3 separate regions of the Mus musculus genome follow, and all the other regions are linked to region 3. The links are chromatin loops, found by intact Hi-C in ENCODE. Cell type or tissue: heart. All regions are shown on one strand. Each heading gives the region's core, and the rest is flanking DNA. Links, peaks and the distances in the headings are about the cores only.

Region 1 (7,240 bases), core at 1,014-6,013, 160 kb before region 3:
TGCTTCAGCCTCCGAAGCGCTAGGATTAGAGACTTGCAACCACCGTGTCTTACTATTTTAATTTTATTTTTATTTTAACTTATTACTGTGTGTTCGTGCGCGCACATGTGTACACGCGCGTGCGTGTGTGTATGTGCACGTGTATGTGTTTGAAAGAGAAACAGAGAGAAAGAAAATGTGCTATATACACAACAGTGTGTATGCGGAGGTCAAAGAACAACTTCCAGGAATTGGTTCTCTACTTGCATCCTGAGTTATAGAGAATCGAACCCAGATCTTCAGGCTTAGCAGCAAGCACCTCCCTCACTGAGCTGTCTCGTTGGTTCACTTTGCATTTTCGAACTGATATTTTTTTCCAGTCTCAAAGTTAACCAGTTTTGCGTGCTTGAGGAAAAAAATGCAAACCTCCCCCCGTGTCTGAAGGCCTAGAGGGTGAGCGTGAGTAATCCCAGCCCTTAACAATAATCAGGCTCCGCAGCCCTGTTCCTAATGCGGGATGGACTCTGCTGGGGACTGTCCTGTACAAGCTCCATCAATCACTGAAGCCTCCCTGACTCTCCCCACTAGATGGCAACAGTGTCTTCCTGAACCGGTTACAACCAGAATTACTGCTGCCAACAGAGGTGACAAAAAAGAAAAGAAGAAAAAAAAAAAAACCTCCTCCTCGCTCATTGAAAAATCAGTGGTTTGGGGTTTTATTTTTTATTTTTATTTATATAATCATTGAATTTTTATTTTGTTTTGTTTATTTTGTTTTACTCTGGCTGACCTGGGACTCACTTAGGTAGACCAGGCTGGCCTTGGACTCCTAAAGATGTCTCCATTTCTTTTTTGTTTTTAAGACAGCACCTCATGTGTCAAGGCTAGCCTGGACACAAGAGAGTGACTTTGAGCCCCAGACACTCTGGGTTCTGCCGGGTGACAGGCTATCCCACCACACCTGGCTTATACAGAACAAGAGATGGAACCAGGGCTCTGTGTGGCACCCACTGTACCCTGAGCTACAGCTTCAGACCTTCTTGCTTTACAACAGTTCTTCAGACTGGCTCTCACAGCTGCAATGACAGCCCTGTGCCACCCAGCGGGAGGGCTTTATGCTTGTATGTTGGCTTGTGAGCTAAGCCATCTCTCCAGCCCAGGTTTTATTTGTAAAATAAATGAACTCCATGCAGCAGTGAACCCACCAGGTTCCTAGCACATCAGACTGAAGTGGGCCAGCCTGTTCTGCCCCACCCCTATGGCTTCAGCATCCCCATGGGGGCAGAGGATGGTGGAAGCCAAATTACAGAAGGGGACGGCTGTTTGCCTGCTCCTTCTCCCTTCACACAGCCAGCCTGGTTGGTCCAAAGCGCACCAGAAGACACATTCCAAGCCAGACCCCTAACTTAGCAAATTGGATGTGAATCCTAGTCATCTTGAGAGCCTCCTGCTGCAGCCTGCTAAATACCAGCACGGCAGGTATGCGACATTCCGACCAACCAGGCGCAAGGGGGTGTGGCCTATGTACAATGGTTTCTACAGAGGGTAGAGATTATTAGGGCAGGCCCTAACTTGAGAGAGAGAGAGAGAGAGAGAGAGAGAGAGAGAGACAGAGAGAGAGAGAAAGAGAGAGAGAACGAGAACGAACCTTCCAGAGGGAGTCAAAGTCTAAAAACAAAGACAGGCAAAGGTCAGGCATCTACAAACAGAAGAAAAATGACTGGATAGGTCTACAGCATATTTACAATCCCAGCACTCAGGAAGACGAGGCAGGGGAATTGCTCTAACTCCTAGACCAGCCTGGGCTTCATATCTGTCTTTAAAATAAAAAATAATAAAAAGAATGAAAGAAACTCTCTAGTCAAAGGGGCCCAGGCACACACATCAGCTTGTGGCTGTCACTACTAGGGGGTGACTGAGAGATGGGTCCAGATGTTGCTCATGGCTGGCCTTTGATTTGGGGGTTTGTCACTAGTAGAATTGGGAGAGATTCCTCAAAAAAGCAACAGGGGTCCAGTGTAGAGGTGCATGAAAGCAGTCCCTGCTCCCCAAACAAAAGGACTTCCTCTGTGTGTGTGTGTACATGTGTGCAGGTGCATGCATGTGAGTGCATGCACACATGTGTGTGCGTTTGTGTGTGCATGTGTGCATTCATAGGTGAGTGGCCCCACCCCTACAGAACACACAAGTCAGGTGTCAGTCTCCCTCCTTATCTGAGAAAGTATGTCTTGTTCTTGTGTAGACAACAGGCTCAAAGGCCACTGAATTCCTGGAATGCTTCTCCTTCTGCCTCCAATTCTGTTGGAGCAACCAAGGAATTTCAGAGGCATGCACGCCTAGCTAGCTTCAGATGGGTTCTAGGGATCTTCACACTCACGCAACAGGGCGTTACCCTTGGTGCCGACTCCCCAGGCTTTTTGTACTAAAAAGCATGAACCCCAGTGGGCCCAGGATGAGGTGTCTCAGAGTTCTTCCTAGAATTTCTGGGAAAGATACAGACTCAGCCCAGCTGAGCAGGCCAGAAGGCATGGGAGGAACTCCTGGAAGCCCCAGTGAGGAGAACGAGCCTGGCAAAAAACGAGGTCAACAGAGAAAAGTAGAACAGGAGACAGAGGCAGAAAAAGGAAGAACCAACCGGATAATCACAGGAGAAAAAGACTCAAGACGACTTAAGTACCCAGACTCTACTTAATGTTAGGTCCTGATTGCTCAACTTCGGTTCCAAGAGCATTTAAATTCTCTTTTTTGGGGGGATGGGTGGGTTGGGGGAATTGCAGAGGATCTAACATAGCCGCAGCACACATGTGGAATTCAGAGAACATCTTTTGCGAATCAGTTTTCCTCTGCTACTACATAAGTTCCAGGGCTCAAGATAGGTGCCTTTTTACCCACAGAGTCACCCCTCTTGCTGCCAACATCCCACCCACCTGCTCAAAACTCTTGCTTTCATAAGACACAGGGGGGAGGGGGTGGGCCTGGGGGCTTAAGTCCATCACAATGGAACCTCTGGTTATACACGTTTCTCACAGCTCCTAGCTCCACTTCAATACTGGACATGGAACCCATGGTCAATGGCTAAAGCAAGCACTCTACTATCCCAACTGACACTTGAACCAGAAAGGGGACTATTTATTTACTTATTTAATTTGCACTTCTGGGGATGATACCAAGACCCTCTTGGCTAGACAGGTGCTCTACCACTGAGCCACACCCCAGCCCCTCACTGGGGGATTCTAGGCAGGTGCTCTACCACTGAGCCACACCTCAGCCCTCTTTTTACTTTTTATGGTGAGAACAGGGTCTTGATTAGTTGCCTTGGCTGGCCTTCTATTCTCTAATCCAACTGGCCTTAAACTCACAATCCTCCTGCCTCAGGCTCCCATGTAGCTGGGATGGATGGGTGGCCTATGCCACCAAGCCTTATTTTATAATTAAAAGCAAAAACAGAACAAAACAAAACAAAAAATCTGTGAATAAAACATATTCTGGCAATCTTTGAAGTTTTTAAGAAAAAAAAACAAAAAACAAAAAACAAAAAACAACCTAAATGTGTAAATCTACTCTGAAGATCTGGGTAGCGTAGACCAAGTTGGCCTTACTAGAACCACAGAGATAGGCCTGGGCCTCCAGGTTCAGACACTGAGCTCTGGAACAAGCAAGTCATAGTTCAGGAATGCTGAGATTAAAGGCATGCACCCCCACCACTGAATAAGAGTCTTGGAAGCCTTCAGCCCAATGCTTACCTGCAGCCTCCTGGCCCCTCCGGTCCAGCTCCAGCTCAGCTATCTCACTCAAGAGGGTGATGCCCTGCAGAAAGCTGTGTTCCAGGACGAGGCTGGGGGCTGTATCCAGCTTCTCCCCGGCTGGGACTCCAGGACCCAAGGAGGGCAGAGGCCTGGCTTGGGGCAGCTCGGCTGCAGCTGCCAGTGCATTCATGCCGGCCAGTGGGTCATCCAGGCCAGGCAGGAGGGATTCGGAGTGGGTCTCTTCCAGATAACAGGTACTGGCAGGAGCAGGCACAGCCTCCTGGGCCTCCAGGTTGAGACACTGGCCCTCTGGGACAGGCAAATCACAGTCTGAGAGCTCAAGGCTGGGCTGAGGCTCAGTCAAAGATGGCTGGGGCAGACTGTCCTCAGGCCCTGCCTCTGTGGTGGGCTCCTCCATCGGCACATCCAGGGGCACCTCCACCGGCTCTTCCTTAGTCTCTACCAGTGGCTCGGGTGTCAGCTGTGTCCCCAACTCCAGGGCAGTCATGCGGTGCTCTGTCTTACTCGGTAGTTCTATCTGCGGCTCGGCAACCTGTGCAAAGTCTGAAACTTCAGAGGGCTCCCGGCAGCCCGGACCTGCTGTGCTCAACGCCTGGGCCTCGAGAGGACTACCTCCACAGCCACCTGCGGGGCTCACGGCCACCATGGTCTCTGGGACGGGCAGGGCCAATGGTGACTCAAGGGGAGGCAGTTCTGTGGGGCCCTCTTCGATATCCTCAACTTCAGCCTTCACCTCCCGGTCAGCCAGCTGCTCCTCCTCTGGGCTGTCCCGAGGTGGCTCTGGGATCTTGGAGGGTGACAGGCAGATGGGCTTATCTTCAGGAGACAGTGCCAGGCGCTCGGGCCCATCAGCTGGGAGTGGCACATCTGGGGCGAGGCCATCGGCATCAGAGGCCGCAGCGGGTTGCAGCAGGAAGGGGTAGGGTCGCCCGTAGTGCGGCGGCAGGGCTTGGAATGGATACCTGGGAGGAATATCTGTCAAGGACAGAAGATGTCAGTGAAGGAGGCTCCCCAAGGCTCTGTTCCCTGCTAGACAAGCTGCAGGGTAGGGAGCAGTGGTCCCCTGCCTCACCTCCACTGCCCTCTGAAATAACCCAGGACCCTTCTACATGTCCGACTGAGCCTTGAGAGCAAAGTCTGCAGCCACCTTCTTGTCCTCATGAAGATGAATCAAGACTGGACCAGAAGGGGGCTGGTGAGATGGCTCAGTGGTTAAGGGCACTGACTGCTCTTCCAAAGGTCCTGAGTTCAATTCCCACATGGTGACTCACAACCACCCCTAATGAGATCTGACACCCTCTTCTGGTGTGTCTGAAGTAAATAAGCTAGAGTACTTATGCATAATAATAAATAAATCTTTAAAAAAAAAAAAACTGAACCAGAAGCTTAAACAAGCTCTATGAAGATCTGTCAGTCAGCCCAGGCTGTATCTCACACCAATAAGGCATGTGTTCAAAACTCTCATGGCAGCACATGCCTTTAATTCCAGCACTGTGAGTTCAAGGCCAGCCTAGGCTACATAGGGAGACACTGTCTCAAAACACAACAGAGCAAAATCCTTCACAGTAATACAGTTTAAGCCTCAGTGTCAGGGCCGGCTGGAATGACCGAGGCAGCTTTAAGCCTGACACACACCTGGGCAGTGCCCAGCAGGAGGAGCCTAGGGAACGGAGCACACGTGTGCCGGCGTATGCTCCAGGCCAGGCATGCGTCAACCCTTAGCATAGCATCACACCAAAGGGCTCCAGAGCAGGCCAGTCCCCGTGCAACACGGCACTGAACCCAAATCCTCCCAAATACAACTTCACAGTCTTTATGGTCCCCAGAAATGCAGACATATACCCAAAAGCCACCTGCGGCTAGTCCTGATGACTACCAGGCGCTGGAACAACATGTGTGAGGGTCAAGGAGGCTGCCCAGATGGGAACCGCTGATGTTCCCAGGGTGACTACATACGGAGTTCCCAGGTCTGGCTTTTTGCTGTGCCCTGAGCATCCTGCAGGGATACTATCAGGCCTATGTCTCCTGCACTCCACTTACAAGGGACCAAGAAGAAATCTCAGTTGCATTCATTTCAGAGTTGGGCAGTGGGCTCTACAGAGTACTCAGCAAAAAGGACTGAGTGAATGAATGAATGAATGAATGAATGGATCCAGTGGATAAATGAGTGAGCCAGCAAATGAATGAATGAACGAGCATATGAACAGACAAGCTGAAGGGGAAACCAAGCCAATAAACACTCGGAAACGCAGTGTCCCAGGGCAAGGCAGCCGTTGTCCTACATTCCCACCTGTGAACAGGGCCTGGAACGGACTGGGCGTCTCCTTCTCCAACTCCAGGTCTTTCTTCTCCACCACGTTCTCGGGAGCCTCTTCCTTTCGGGTGAGCCCAGGGGTAGGAGGTGGGGAGGCAGGTGGTGGGCTGCTGGGGTGCGAGCTAGGTGTGGCGGGGTAGGTATAGGCTGGAGGCTTAGACACATCTTCCACCTTCTGGATGACCTTGGCCTTCAGAGAGGTCACGGGGGAGGCTCGGGGAGACGGGGGTGGGCTCACGGCCTTGCCGTGGCTGCCTGCCGGGCCGTTGGCCAGGCCGGCAGACTTTCGAGGCAGGAGCCCAGGGCCTGCGGCACTCAGGCCGGCCTTGCCCGTGGTCTCCAGGCTCCTCTTGCTAATCTTCTCCTCCATCTCCGTTCGATGCTCTTGTGCTTTCAACCGCTCCTGCTGAGGAACGGGAGAATGGGTGGGGTCGGCATGGCGGGAACCATCGCCTGCCCAGTCCCTGGTGCTTTCCACTCCAGAAAATATCAGGCGAGATCCGAGGTCCAGGCCACCCAGCCCTCCCCTCCCCAAGGTAATCAATCCACCACAGAATTCTACCATGGTGCGCATGTAATAAACGTGATGTTCTACAGAACCCGGAGAGCAGGTTCTATAGAACCCACGGAGTCCTGGGTGGTACGAGGAGGAACCATGGCCTAAAACTCCTTGACACCATGCAGGCAGAGATTTCCATCAGGACCCTGGCCCAGCTGGGCCCCTCACAGTAAAAGCAATTAACAATAATGGGAGAACCCATACCCTGGCACTTAGCGCTTAGTACCTACTCAGTACTAAGTCTCATCATGCAAGCACCTCAGTGGGGAACAGGAAATCACTGGGGCATTTATTTGACAGCAACATGAGAAACCTAGCTCTAGGGTAAGCAGTACTTACAGGGCCCCCAGCAGCTACTACCCAAAACACAAGACCACTCCGCACACTTGCCACTCCCGTGGCCCCCTGGACCTAAGGACTGAGTAACTAACTACTAGTACCCTTACTTCCTGGAAGCAGAACCTTCTAGACCATGGAAGTAACTATCCAAAGACAGAGAGGACCCTCTGAGACCCCTTGGGTGTTCCCAGTACAAACATCTCTAATCCACAGGTCAACTCCCCCTACTCCACTTCCATTCTCCCTCTTGTCCCCCACCCAGCTCACTCTGGCCCGGCTCAC
Region 2 (7,240 bases), core at 1,012-6,011, 110 kb before region 3:
TCCCCCCACATCCCAGCCCCTCCTCCTGCGTCTGGGCTGAGTGATCAAAATAGAGGAAGATGGTTGTCGCCGCAATCCCGGGCATTGCAAGGCCTCCTGTCAGCTTCCTTCTTCGGGAGGAGGTGACAAGCTAGCCGGGAAGAGCCGGGAACCGGCGAGCTGCTCATTGCGCCCGCGCCCGGCGCTCCCTCTCTAGGGTGCCACTCCAAAGAGCGAGGTTCAGACGAAAAATAACAAGGCCTGCTTCTCTCTCGCTTGCTCGCTCACTCTCGCCTTTTAAAATAAAGCAGCGATTCATTCCCTTTCCCCCTAGCAGTCGCGGTCGGGTGGGGTGGGCAGGCAGGCGACAAGGCCTTTTTTTTTTCCTTTTGCCCCTGCCTGCGGGTCCCCTCCCTGAAACGCGGTGTCAGAAGGCTTTACTGATTAATATTTTGGACAGGCCGCGGCGGTCGGCAGCGGTGAGTTGCATCTTATAAAAGGTTCCTATAGAAACCCGGGCTGTGGGGCTCTGCGGCCGAGTGCGCACCGCGCGCCCCTCCCCAAAGCCCCTTTTGGCGTGGGCGCCCCTCCTTCCCCCTTTCCCCGCCAAGAAAAACCAGAGCAGAAAAAAGGATTAGATCGGCGGAACGCGAGCTGAATCCCTCTCGGTTCTGACATTTCAGCCCTATTAGCATTTCTCCACGGGGCCTTCTGAAACCTATTAAGGTGTAATATTAAAAACCTCTTGGCTGGGGGCCTCTCTCGCCTTCCATCCGCCGCGCCCCCTCCAGGGAGGGCGAGACCGGGAAAGGGAAAAAAAAAAATCTGTTGAGCTCAGAGGAAGCAAGCCAAGCCCAAAAGTGCTTGGCTGGCCACGGCGGCCAGAGGGGGAGGGGAGCACTAATCCCCCAGACTTTGTACTTTTATTTTGCTCTTTCAGCAAAAAAAAAAAAAAAAAAAAAAAAAAAACTTTCGAAGTTAAGTGGCAGGGAGCCGCCGACGGCAGTCTACCTGACTGGGGACCCAGGGAGTGTGATCCTTGCCGAAGGGACCCGTTCTAAAGGGTGGGGAGATCCCCTGCACCCTCTCGGAGCCCGAGCCCAGCTAGGCATTACCTACCCTGGAAAGGAAGCTTGGAAAGACAGAGAGCCTTGCAGATCCTACCTCGAGAGCAACTATAGGGTTTTAATTAAAACAAAAGAAGCCCGCTCTTTCGCCCTGCTCTGCGGACTCAGCGTTTTCCTGCTGCTGCTATTTTTTTTTTAAGAAAATCCATTTTTAAGGCAATTTTTGAGAGTTTTTTTTTAATGAGCTAGTTAGTGCTCATCCGTTCTATTTTTCTTTCCTCCACTTTTAGAAGGAAAAAAAAAGAGGGAAGATTCGAGAGAGAGCTGGGGGTGTCTAATTTAATTCCAGGATAAATTTGAAGGGGGGAAAAAATTCAGCCTCTTGAGAGCAGTTTCAAGTTGCCCTTCCTGGAGCTTTCTGGGCTGGTTTCTAGGCTGCCCTCTTTTAGAAGCTGGAGCTCGGTGGGGGGAGGAGAGAGGAGGGAGAAGAGAGAGGGAGAGGGAGAGAAAAGAACGAAAATAGCCGGAGCTGAGGGGAACTGAGCGGCGGTGTCCGCGCGCTCGGAGCTGGGCGACGGGGTCTCAGTGGCAGCCAGGGGCGACCGGAGGCGACCGGTGCTGCCCGGGGACCGGCAGGAGCAAAGACGGAGAGAGGGGGGTTAGAGAAAGGAGGTATTGTGTCTGTGTGCCTTAGGGGAGGGGGGGAGTTGATTGCAAGAAATAAAATAAATGCTGTTAAGCTGCGAGGGCTTCTGGAAACAAGAGAGAAACGGGCTGAGGGGGTGGGGGGCGCCTAGTGCCCTTGAGTCTTATCCAGAGGCCTTTGTGGGTTCCTAGTTAAACCCTCCCACGCCTCAGTCGCTCGCTTTCCCCCACCCCCCAACGCCCTCCAATATTCAGAGCGCAGGCCCTGGTCTCCCCCCAACCCCCTCATCCCTCCCGGGATCCAGAATGTTTTTCTTATTTTAATACAGCTCAAGAAAAAATATGTATCTTGAGAGAGTCGGAGTGGGGTGGGGGGATTGTGCAAAAGGCTTGCGGGGTTGGAAAAAAACAAAGGCCTGTTTTTATAAATGTTTAATGTTTTCACCCCTGGATGCTCCAAGACGCCGTAATTGTGACGGCGGGGTATGTGTGCCATAAATCATTTAGCTGCTAATAAAAAATTATTCCAATTTGCCCCGGATTTGCCGATGGCGTTTGCATTTTTCAAGTGTGCGCCCCGTCGGCGTGGCATACCGACCGACCCAGAGTTTCATTAGGGCTGAGGTTGGGGCGGAACTCGACCCGCTCCCCTCTGGAATGTACGGCTCGGCTCCCCAGTCCCCTCTCGACCTGCCACTCGGCCCTCAGGCCACCGGGTGCGCTGAACCTGGGGAACGGTGGCCCCGATCCCTGGCCCCCGGGAGGGGAACACTGAGCAAACCCCTGCAACTCTCAAGGCTGCCAAGTACAACGTGCGGTGCACAGGCCAGGTCTCCTTGTCCCTGTGTCCCCCACATTTAACAGTGGTCGGGAGCCATGTTGGGGCGTGGGGACATTTCTAGAGAAGCAGAGGCTACACTACACCACCACTTCAGAGAGTCTCCAGGTCTGGGGAAATAACCTCCAAGCCGGGCTGGGCCACACTTTATCTACAAAAGCCCTGTATATTCGTCCTGAAACTGAGCTGGAGACAACCGCAGGGACCAAGAGTCCAAGCGCCATCTTCCGCGTCCCATCCCCCACGCTTGTTTACCCGGTGGGATCCGTGGCCAGAAAAATTCTGTTGACGCAGTGTGTGTGTGTGTGTGTGTGTGTGTGTGTGTGTGTGTGTTGTACTGACTGGAGAGAAAATCGTGGGGGACCTCCGCGAAGTCCAAGGACGCAATTCCCGGGCAACCCACCGGGTTGGCCTGCCTGGTCCGGCATGGTTGTCCCCGGACACTCCTGAGGCTTTTGGTGTATTCTTCCAGATACCCGGTCCAGGTCTGGAAGCTCTGGACGAGTCCCCGCGGACAAAACTCAAAGCTCTTTGTTGTAAAACCAGAGGACAGGCCAACCTTGAGTGCGGCTGCCTTCCCTGCGGTGCGCCTTTGTCCGGCTCCAGGGAACCCCGCGCTCCCCTCACTTCTGCCCCACGAAAGCTTGAACCCTCATCTTCTACAATCCGGAGGTTGTTAGCCGTGTGGACAGGTTTCCACCATGCCCCTCCATCAGGGGAACAGGGCGCAGGAGGGTGGGGAATACAAAAAGAAAAAAAAAGAAAAGCTAGTTTTCATTCAGGTGACCTTCTCTATCGGTTGCCGTGAACCAGCTCTCCCAGGGAGTGGAACTCCACTGGAGACTAAGTGACCGGGACGCTAAGAGAAAGCCAGTTTGTGCCTCCGGCGATGCCACCATAGAGTGTAAGGCGGTTGTTTCCGTAGATCCTAAATCCGGCTGCCCCGGAGCTCCTGGCCGGGGCGCCACTAAAACCCGGAGAGGCCATGCCGGGCCCAGCCACGCTCGCAGTCTCTCGCTGCGGCTGGCCCATCAGCAGCTGGGTATCCTGGAGTTCATCCAGCCAAGGGTAGCCCACACCCGCCAACAAAATCAAGGATGTGGTGCCAGAGCCTTGCACACCACCTCGGTCCCCAGCGGGCAACTCGCAGCCCAGGGGCGGTGGCACCAGGCCACTTCGGATTTCTGCTCCTCTCAGCCCCGCCTCCGACCCTGGCCTCCTCCTCCGGCCCGGGTCGGGTCTTACATTCCACTGTCTGGCTTGAGATGCATTTGGTGCGCAGGGAGCGGCTAGGGTCATAAATCTGCACTCTGGCCCTCCTCCCCGAGGCAGGGCCAGGCACTCTTCTCTCCTTGGTCATGGCCTGAGGACCCCGAGACCACGCAGGGAAGCCAGCCAGGAGCTTCCCCATTCGCCAAAGAGAGGGAACTGCCTCACCCACACAGTGCCAGCATCGGGAGTATCGGGCCTCACAGATCACCGGCAGCTGGGGTACGGGGTCTGGGCCCAGGCACTTTCTTTAGTATAGTTCAATGAGGCTGGGGTGGCTGTGAGGTCATTTATGCCAAGAAGGAGGACCTCTAGACCCCGTATTAATCTCAGGCCCTTTACAAGAGATCTACTTTGGGGGAGGGAGCATACAAGAACCGATCAAAGTGGCTACAGGCATGGTATTTGGAGACAGGACCTTCCCTTGCCTCCTTGCCAAGGACACCCCGAAACGCCTCCTTTGGGTCCGGTTTTCCCGAGCCCACCACGCGCCTTGATTCTCAGAACCGAACCATCCAGAAAGCAGGCATTGGTCATCTGGCGATGGCGGCCATAGCGTGACTGTTAAACCTAAGGGGGGTGGGAGGGAGGGCGAACTACCCAAGGGAGTGTATTTGCGGTTTCTAACGTCTCATGCTACAAGAATTTTCTTTGCCAAAGGGGCAGGCAACAGACGATTATGCTGGTCCCTGTGAGTGCATGGGGCTCAGGGTGGGGACAGCTGCACGGGGGGGGGGGGGGGGGCAAGCATTTACCCTCTCGGTTGCTTCTCTGTGTGTCAGATGCGAGGTGCAGGGATATGGAAACCTTGCTCTCACCCACGGAGCTCTTAGATTCCCAACGATGTCTCAAAAGCACTTTTAGAGGAGCCGAGGGCTTTGGGCCCGGCGCAGAGAAATGTGAGCACTGACCCGCGTAGTAGCCGAGCAGCAAGAGGCTGTAGATCCACATTCCCGGGCTAGCAGTCCCTGCAAGGCCCCAACGAAGCGCCTCGGAAAAACAACAAAGCTTTGCCAGTTTCATCCAAGGTTAAACTCCACCGCAAGCATTTTTCTTTTTCTTTCTTCTTCCTATTTTTTTTCCCTCCCTCCCCGGAATCAGAGCGATAGCGTTACTGCAAAGAAACCGCAAATAAATCAGCTCCTCGGCAGCCGCTTTAGAGCTGCGGTGACCTTGGGGGGGATGTTTTCCTGCTAGACCCGTCCCAGAACTGGCGTGGGGGAGGGGGCCAGTGCCAACCCACCCCCCCCTCCACACACACACACCCCTAGAGAAACAGAAGAGGAGGTGGCCAAGGACACTGGTGCGTGTACATTATAGTGTGTGTGCCCCCGTGAGGAGTTTGGAAAGAGGTCAGGGGTACTGTGGTTATTTAAGGAGGAGAGTGTCCGGTAATAGGGGGGTTGCTGCTGCGGAAAAGGCCTGTGTACCCCAGGCTGCGCTGCCCACTCCCACCCCCGCAAACGCCAAGCTAGTCCCTGGGGAATGGGGAACAAACCCCCGATGGACAAACGAGGCCTCTTTGGGGACCTCTGGTCTTTGTCTGGGTGTGACCGGGTGTGTTCCGCAGCCAGTTTGTGCGGGGTGTGACTAATCGGATTTCTGTGTGTGAGTGCCGGGGTGACTAATGGAGGGCTTGGCAGCACGTGTGTTTGGGGAGGGGCACTGCACCTAGGTGGGGACTTGGTGCCCCAGGAGGGGGCTGCCTGGTCTCAGAAGTTCCTTCCCTTCCCCCTTCCTTCTGGCTCCCAGCTTTGTTTGGGCCTTTGCGGGGCTGCCTGGCAGGCCCGTGCATGCTAGGGAGCAATGGCTCAAATTCCACAGCATGCCTGGCGCCCAGAGGCAGCTCCTGGCCTCCCGCCTCCCTCACCCACGTGGTGCCTCCAAATCTGGGCTGGCCGCTACCAAATTGGGGCTGTCCCACCCCTTGTAGCTGAGCCCTCCCAGCTTTTTCTATGTTGCTCGGGGAAGCCACCGCAGAGCTCCGTGATTTGTGATACTGTCCTAAAAGGATTCATGGAGATGGCGGAGGTCACAGCCACACACCAAGGAAGTCGCTTAGGCTGGGAGTTTGGGCTCTCTTTGGACCTTTTTCCCCACTTCTGCTGCTGTAAATGGAATCCAGCCACTCACACACCACACAAGGTAGTCAAGAGCTCCATCCAACTCTAGGCCTCAGCTCTATCTCGACCCCAGGCCATTGGAGCCTTGAGGGTGGCCGTGGTTCAGACTTACAAGCGCGGCGCTCCAAAGGCTTCCCAGGCCAGCCAAGGCTTCATAGTGAAACCTTGTTCCATAAGGAGGAAAATAAGTAAAACTCTAGTTTTCATTTATTTTCTAGTTATTTGTGATGGTATATAGCTATCCTCCAGAGCCTGGGAGGTGGAAGTCGGCGGAACACGAGTTCAAGGTCATCCTGTGCTGTCTAACAAACCGAGGGAGGCCTGCAGTTCAGTCAATCAGCCTCTCTCCCTCTCAAAAAAATCAATAAACGGGGCCAGCAAGATGGCTCAGTAGATAAAGGCTCTTGCCACCAAGACTGATGATCTGAGGGCCAGCCTGGGAAGCCGGGTAGTCAGAAGAGAATGGCCTTGCAGACATGCTCCATATACACACAGCAGATGAGAGCTTTTTAAATGTGTGTGTGTGTGTGTGTGTGTGTGTGTGTGTGTGTGTGTGTGTGTGAAACATATTTTTTTTAACCAGAAAAAAACCGAGATTCTCTAGTGGGTAGGGATGGGCGTGGTTATAAAGGCGGGTGCAGCTCTCCATACCGCCCAGGACCCCAGGGCAGATTAATTTGGAGGTCCAAACACCTGGATAATCAATCACACATACCATCTCTCAATTCCACAGCCTCTCTCTTGCTGGTAGGCTGCTGTGTCTAGTGTCTTTGCCAGGCAGAGACACACTCATCAAGAAGGCCCCTAAGACCCAAGGAAGTGGGGGCAATCTAAGTAAGGTCACTCTCCCCCCCCCAGTCAAGAAAGAGATGGGGGGGTGACTCTGACCATATCTCCTGAGCCAGTACATTTCCAGCTCTCTCTCTCTCTCTCTCTCTCTCTCTCTCTCTCTCTCTCTCCCCACCTCACTCCCCCTCCTTTTTTTCTCCTTTTTATCTTTCATTAGCATGCATTTTCTTTCAAGCAGGAAAGAAAAACATTTCCCATGGCTACAGCTTTGAAAGCCCCCTCCCATCTCCTCCCCAGTCGGCGCCCACTCCCCTGTCAATCTCTTCCCATCCCTTCCCATCCACTGAAAGCCAAAACCACCACCCCACCACCCCCAATCCCCAAGAAAGATCAAACCTGATGTGACGACACGCACCCTTCACAGCGTCCAGGCAGTACACCTCTGCGTTTGTACCTCAGAGAGGAGGGGGCAGGAAGCAGGAGACCCCCACAAACACCTGTGCGTATCCAGATTCAGCAGCCACAATGCA
Region 3 (7,240 bases), core at 1,450-6,449:
CTTCATCAATGACATTTCCAATGCTATCCCAAAAGTCCCCCATAAATACAATTTTTAAAAAAGAAGAAAAGAAAAAGCAAGGCTGTGGCTACAGCCTGGTGGAATGTTCTAGGCCCTAGGTTCAATTCTCTAAAGAAGCTCTGTCCTGCCTCCCTCCCCACCCGCCTTGGGAATGTCAGTCATCCAACCAGGCCAAGGGGCTGGAGAGCTGGGGCCCTTGGCTGTCCTTTGGCCTCAAGTACTATGCAGGACCCTGAGCCGCTCTCCATCTAAGCTCAGAGCCTCAGTTTCCATTTCTGTACTTCAAGGAGGGAGGGGCCTGGCCTGCAGATGGGGAGAGCGGTGCACAGCTGGGTTTGTAGTGGGAACTGGGGTTTGGCAGGGTTGGGGGGCTGGGGTGTCCCCTCCCTCTGATCCCCGCCCGCGGCCGCTGCCCACGAGTCGTCCATAAAAGGCAAGGAGCGCAAGTCGCGCCAAACTTAGTCATGCGGCGGCGGCCGGCGGCTGCCCGCGCGACTTCCTCCGCCGACTTCCCGTTTCGAGAGCGAAGCCCGCAGGGGATGTGAGGTGTGGTCCTGCCTTTCGAAATGGCTCCGATTCCCCTAAGGGGATCCGCGGTGCCGGCGCCCTGCAGAGGGGACCGCTAAGGGTCCGCGGGCACACACCCGGGCTTGTGTTTGAGAAAGTGGGGATGGGGTGGGGGTTGGGTGAAGGCAGGGAATCTCAGATAGCCCAGGCTAGCCTGCCTTAGCCTCGGAGTGCTGGAATCTCAAGAGTAAGCCATTACTTTGGGCTTAGGAATGCATGAAGGGCTTCCAGAAGGCACAGCTGTTACCCTGGAGCTGGGAGGGAGCTTGGATAAAGAGGTTAGGAGAGCATTGTTTGTTGGTGTTGGAGCAAGTACCTCATCCGTGCTAGCCCAGTGCTCCCCCTCTGAATGTTCTAGACTGTATTTCTTTGAAATAAGATCTTGTGTAGGTCGTCAGGCTGGCCTTGAACCCTTTCTTTCTTGTTTTTTTTTTTTTTTTTTTTTTGAGACGGGGTTTCACTATGTAGCTTTGGCTGGTTTAGAACTCACTCTGTAAACCAGGCTGGCTTCAAACTCAGAAATCTACCTGCTTCTGGAGCGCTGGCATAAACAGTATACAGCTGGGCCTTGAAGTCATTCTGCAGTCTCCACCTTCCAAGAGCCACATAAACCAGGCAGGCCTCTGGCTGCCTCTGCCTCCCGAGTACTGGAATTAAAGCTCTGCCCCATAATGCATGACTTATTTTATTATTTTCTTAACCATTTATATTGAGACAGGATTTCAATATGTTGCCCAGGCTGGCCCGAACCTGTTCTGTATCCAGGTAGGCACTGACCTGTTTGGATTTTTGGATTTTTAAAAAAAATATTCGGGCTGGTGAGATGGCTCAGTTGGTAAGAGTACCCGACTGCTCTTCCAAAGGTCCAGAGTTCAAATCCCAGCAACCACATGGTGGCTCACAACCATCTGTAACGAGATCTGACACCCTCTTCTGGAGTGTCTGAAGACAGCTACAGTGTACTTTACATATAATAAATAAATAAATCTTTTAAAAAAAAATATTAATTTTTAATGGGCATGGGTGTTTTTGTCTATATGAGTGTCTGTGTACCAGGTGCAGACGGTGCCTTCGAGGCCAGAAGAAGGCACTCGAGCTGGAGCTACAGACAGTTGTGAGCCACCATGGGGATGCTGGGAATTGAATGCTGTCAGTGCTTTTAGCTGGGGAAGAAACAGTTGGTCTGTGGGCACCATGCTTGTATTCCTTCAGATCTGTACTTTTCCATAGATTGGAAATGTCTTACCTGGTGTGGCGGGCAATGCAGGTCTATAATCTTAGCACTAGGGAGGCAGAGGGGCAGGAGGATCAAGAGTTCAAAGCCCATCATACCAAGTTCCAAGCCAGCCAAGGCAACAATGAGACCTTGCCTCAAGAAAAGATACTTTCTAGAAACAAAGAGACAAAATGGCTGTCCCGAACTGAGTGAGCTACCTCTTCCCCTGTTTCTTCTAGGCTATAAGACACTAATCTCTCTAGAGCAGTGGTTCTCAACCTTCCTAACGCTGTGACCTTTTAATGTAGTCCCTCATGTGGTGGTGACCCCCCAACCATAAAGTTATTTGGTTGCTACTTCATAACTGTAGTTTTGCTACTGTTACAAATTGTAACATATAAAGATCTGATATGTGGCCCACAGGTTGAAACACCCCCCACCCCCCCACCCCCGTCCCCCGAACTAGGGGTTGTTATGAAACTATGACACACAGGCTGAGGCATGAGTCCCACGTACACAGTAGGTGCTCAACAAAGGAGTCTGCTGTATTGAGCGTCCTTTGTCTCAGCCTCTCTGGGAGATGGGAAGACTAAGGTGGGAGGGATCCGCTCACTGTGGCTAGTTCATGGCTAGCTGTAAAGGCTTATGTTTCTAAGGAATGGGGCCAGCCAGTCCCAAAGCTCAGACTCTAGTCCTGTCCTGTCCTGTCCTGTCCTGTCCTGTCCTGTCCTGTCCCTTAGCCTGGGGTCACTCCAGGTAAGGCTCAAGGCCAGCACACTTAGCAGGACCCAGTTGGGCAGGTCACATAGACTCCAGTTCTAGGTGTCCGGAACCTCAGCCGCCTGTTTGGACAGTGAGGACGTCTCGGGGCAGGTGCAGAGCTCACGGAACCCCTGAGGTAGAGAGGATAGCGTAGGCTGATGAAAGGGCTGCAGTGACAGAGGGCAAAGAGGACTGGCCTGGTGGCTCATGCCTGGGATTCCAGGACTCAGGTGGCTAAGGCCAGAGGCCAGAAAGTTCCAGGCCAGGGCCAACAAGATGGCTTAGGTAGCGTTTGTGGTGCAAGCCTGAAGACCAAACTAAGTTCAGTGGCCGGAACCCATGGTGGAAGAGAAGCAGTCTCCCAGAGTTTCTCTGATCTGCACGTGTGTGAATAAAAATTGAGACAGGGTCTCACTGTGTATCCCAGGCTAGCCTGGAGCTCTCTGCCTGTCGCTGCCTTTACCCCCCAAATCCCAAATGCTGGGATTAAAGTTGTCTGCCACATGGAGTGGACACGCCCACTCCAATGCTCAGGAGGCAGGGCAGGCAGACCTTTGTGAGATCAAGGGTAGCCTGATCTCACAAATTCCAGGATAGCCAGAGCTTCACACTGAGAATCTGTCTTGAAAACGAATGAACAAAACAAAAAGAAAGAAATTGATCCTACGGGTCCTCTTGTGCATGTGTCTGATGCCCTACCCAAATCCTCCAGGGGAAACTCCCCATGACCCCTCACAGTTTCTTTTTCTTTCTTCCTTCCTAAATTTTCATTTTTATTTTCACACGTATACAGATGCTTGCTTGCATGTATATCTGAGCACCAGGTGTTTGCCTGGTGCCTTTGAGAGTCAGAAAAGGGCACTAGCTCTCCTGGAACCGCAGTTACATGAACTTGTGAGCACCGTGTGGGTTCTGAGAATTAAACTCCCGTCCCCTGGAAGAGTAGCCAAGGCTGTTAACCACCGAGCTATCTATTTCTCCAGCCTCTCGAGTCTTCCCCAAGGTTTAAACAACTTGGCCAGAATGCACTAAAAGTGATGGGGGTGGGGTGCTCAAGAGGAGGTTGAGTGGGGCAGCTGCGGCTCTGTCTGGTAGGAGCAGAAAGGAAAGGGGAGGTAGTGTGAGGGATCAGGCAGAGTAGGTACAAAAACTGGAGAGGTCCAGTCAGGGCGAGACCAGCAGGCCAGAGACCTCTCTCTGGCGCCACTTAGTGGCAAAACCTTATTTCTTGTTCTAGTCCTCCATATCCCCAAGGTACACTGGTGAGGGCTGACATCTCAGCTACTGGCATCAAGGACCAGGCTTGGTGGCTCACCATTGTAATCCCAGCACTTGGAAAGACAGGAGATGAGGATCACTGATTTACAGGCCAGCCTGGGCTACATAGTAAGTCCAGGATAGACTGAATCCTTCTTAATAAAACATAGAGCTGGGCAGTGGTGGTGCACGCCTTTAATCCCAGCACTCAGGAGGCAGAAGCTGGGGTCTCTGAGTTCAAGGCCAGCCTGGTCTACAGAGTGAGTCCCAGGACAGCCAGGATCGATCACACAGATCATTTCTATCTTGGGGAAAAACAAACCAAAGCAAAAAGCGTGGGCTGGCAAGGTGGCTCATCGGGTGGAAATGCCAAGCCTGCCAAGTCTGGTGACCTAGTTTAATCCGTGGCATGCACTTAATGAAAGGGGACAACTGAGACCTGCAAGTCCTCCTCTGGCCTCTGCAAAAGTGTCTGGGCACGCAGGGGAACCACTTAAAAACAAGAAAAAAAAAACCCAGCATTTGTAACTGACTTGGAATACGCATAGGATGAAAACGATATGTAGAGTGTTATATGCTTATGCTTAGGGGTAAGAACAAATGTCAATATGTTCAGCACAGACAGTTTTGTAGAAAGTATTCCTATCAAGGTGTGGTGGCCTATTCCTGTATCTTAGCACTCTGGAAGCAGAGGCAGGAAGAGTGGGAGTTGTAGGCCAGCCTGGGCTACATGGCCAGACCCTGCCTATGAATAAACAAACAAACAAACAAACAAACAAACAAACAAATAAATAAGGGCTAGAGAGATGGCTCAGTGGCTAAGAACATGCACTGCTGCCTTGCAAGTTCAGTTCCCAGCACCCCACAGGACCCATATAACTCCACCCACAGGACCCATATAACTCCACCCACAGGACCCATATAACTCCCAACTCAGGGGAACTGACATTCTGGCTTCTGTGGGCATCTGCACTTTCCTGCATGAACTGAAACCAGCACAGATAACTAAAAATAAATCTCCCTGGACCTGGCAGTGGTGGAGCACAGCTTTAATCCCAGCACGTGGGAGGCAGAGGTAGGCAGATGTCCAAGTTCAAGGCCAGCCTGGGCTACAGAGTGAGTTCCAGGACAACCAGGGCTACACAGAGAAACCCTGTCTCAGAAAAACCAACAACAAAAAAGAAATTTGGGCTGGTGAGATGGCTCAGTGGGTAAGAGCACCCGACTGCTCTTCCGAAGGTCCAGAGTTCAAATCCCAGCAACCACATGGTGGCTCAACCATCCCTAACGAGATCTGACTCCCTCTTCTGGTATGTCTGAAGACAGCTACAGTGTACTTACATATAATCAATAAATAAATCTTAAAAAAAAAAAAAGAGCTTAAATGCCTGAGTAGCTACTTTGAAAAAAAAAAAAAAAAAAGAAAAAAAGAAATCTCCCTGGGGGTTGGAGACATGGCTCAGTGGTTAAGAGCACTGGCTGCTCTTCCAGAGGTTCTGAGTTCAATTCCCAGCAACCACAAGGTGCTTACAACCACCTGTAATGGGATCTGATGCCCTCTTCTGACACTCAGGTATACATGCAGATAGAACACTCATATATGTAAAATAAATAAATAAATACATCTTTTTTAAAAATCAGACCCAGTGGTTCTCACATGCCGGAATCCCATAAAAAATTAATTAAAAAATTTTTTAGGGGCTGGTGAGATGGCTCAGTGGTTAAGAGCGCCGACTGCTCTTCCAAAGGTCCTGAGTTCAAATCCCAGCAACCACATGGTGGCTCACAACCATTCACAATGAAATCTGATGCCATCTTCTGGAGTGTCTGAAGACAGCTACAGTGTACTTACATATAATAAATGAGTAAATAAATATTTAAAAAAAATTTTTTTTAATAAGAAAAGGAAGGAATCTTCTGGCAGTGGTGGTGCATGCCTTTAATCCCAGTGTTTGGGAGGCAAAGGCAGGCACATCTCTGAGTTCGAGGCCAAGGCCAGCCTGGTTGATAGAGTGAGTTCCAGGACAGCCAGAGCTACAGAGAAACTGTCTCAAAAAGCAAAAACAAAACAAACAAACAAACAAACAAACAAACAATACAGGGTCTGCCTGGCGTGGTGGTGCATGCCTTTAATCCCAGCACTCTGGAGGCAGAGGCAGGCGGATTTCTGAGTTCCAGGCCAGCCTGGTCTACAAAGTGAGTTCCAGGACAGCCAGAGCTATACAGAGAAACCCAGTCTCGAAACAAACAAACAAACAAACAAATAAACAAACAAAAAACAAACAAACAGGGTCCACTGGAGAGATGGCTCAGTGGTTAAGAGCACTGACTGCTCTTCCAAAGGTCCTGAATTCAATTCCCAGCAACCACATGTTGACTCACAACCATCTCTAATGGGGTCTGATGCCCTCTTCTGGTCTGTCTGAAAATAGCTACAGTGTATTCATACACAAAATAAATAAATCTTAAAAAAACAAAAACAAAAACAAAAAACAAAAAACACGGTCTAACTGCATAGCCTTGGCTTCCCTGAAACTCTCCATGTGGAACAGGCCCCTTGAACTCATCAGAGTTCCCGCCTGTCTCTGCCTTTCAGGTGCTGAAATTCTATGTGCACCCCACACCTGGCTACTGTTTAACTCTGCCCTTTTATTGATTGATTGATTGATTGATTGGTTGATTTATAAGACAAGGTCTCTCAGGTTGGTCTCTAACTCACAGAGCTCTTCCTGCCCCTGCCTTCCTAATGCTGTGCCACCATGCCTGGCTTATTTTTTTTTATTTCTTATTTAGTCATTTTGCATTTTTGAGACAGATTCTCACATAGGCCAGGCTACCCTGGAGCTTGCTATGTAGCTGAGGCTGGGCTCGCACTTTTCATCCTCCTGCCTCTTCTTCTCAAGTGCTGGGATGACAGATGTGCACCAGCTCCTTCAGGCATGACTATCCTGTCTGCGCTGTTTGTTCTGAGATAGGTTCTTAAAATGTAGCCCAGGCTGGTATGGAACTTGATATGTAGACCAGGCTGGCCTTGAACTCACAGAGATTTGCCTGCCTCTGTCTCCCACAGTACTGGGATTAAAGGTCTGTGCCACCATGCCCGGCATTATTATTAAGTTGTGTTTCAAAGCGTGCTTCTGTGAAGGGTTTCTCCTAGGTGACCCATAGGAAGGTCCACCACAGGCCGGTTGAGCTCTGGTGCCTCCTATTGGCAAACCCTAACAGGAAGCTGGCCGCCAGGGATTCTGGGAGATGTAGTTTATCGTTGCATCCTGTGGCCCAGAGGAGACTAGCGGATCTGAAGCTGGGAGCCAATAGCTCTGAGCAGGCCATTAGGGACATTTTACTCTGGATCTAACAAGTCCCTATGCTGCTACCCAGTTGCATGGATCTGGACACACAGCTGCCCACTAACAT

The links. Peaks named below come from ENCODE experiments on the same cell type or tissue, not always from the same donor. Only the 100,000 strongest peaks of a DNase experiment are listed, where the experiment ranks them.
Region 1: a loop joins it to region 3, with 2.8 times the contacts of the local background. A loop is called at or near these places in 8 of 42 quality-filtered maps.
Region 2: a loop joins it to region 3, with 3 times the contacts of the local background. A loop is called at or near these places in 6 of 42 quality-filtered maps.

What each region holds. Positions count from the first base shown.
Region 1 is chr5:142,767,583-142,774,822 of GRCm38, forward strand. It overlaps Tnrc18 (trinucleotide repeat containing 18), which reads right to left. Exons shown (of 28, transcript NM_001122730.3): 9 at 6,037-6,463; 10 at 3,723-4,721. Among named protein-coding and RNA genes, the nearest start is that of Gm31365, 41 kb to the right of the region's middle. In heart, for the core only: no CTCF peak of the experiment used is centred there; a DNase peak (open chromatin) is centred at 3,834; H3K4me3 peaks cover 398 bases; H3K27ac peaks cover 2,147 bases.
Region 2 is chr5:142,818,015-142,825,254 of GRCm38, forward strand. It overlaps a transcript of Tnrc18 not described here. Among named protein-coding and RNA genes, the nearest start is that of Tnrc18, 4.0 kb to the left of the region's middle. In heart, for the core only: a CTCF peak has its summit at 3,637; DNase peaks (open chromatin) are centred at 2,377, 3,727, 5,377, 5,517 and 4 weaker places; H3K4me3 peaks cover 5,000 bases; H3K27ac peaks cover 5,000 bases.
Region 3 is chr5:142,928,742-142,935,981 of GRCm38, forward strand. No RefSeq gene overlaps it. Among named protein-coding and RNA genes, the nearest start is that of Actb, 26 kb to the left of the region's middle. In heart, for the core only: CTCF peaks have their summits at 3,783 (motif pointing left) and 6,262 (motif pointing left); DNase peaks (open chromatin) are centred at 2,700 and 3,760; H3K4me3 peaks cover 504 bases; H3K27ac peaks cover 2,196 bases.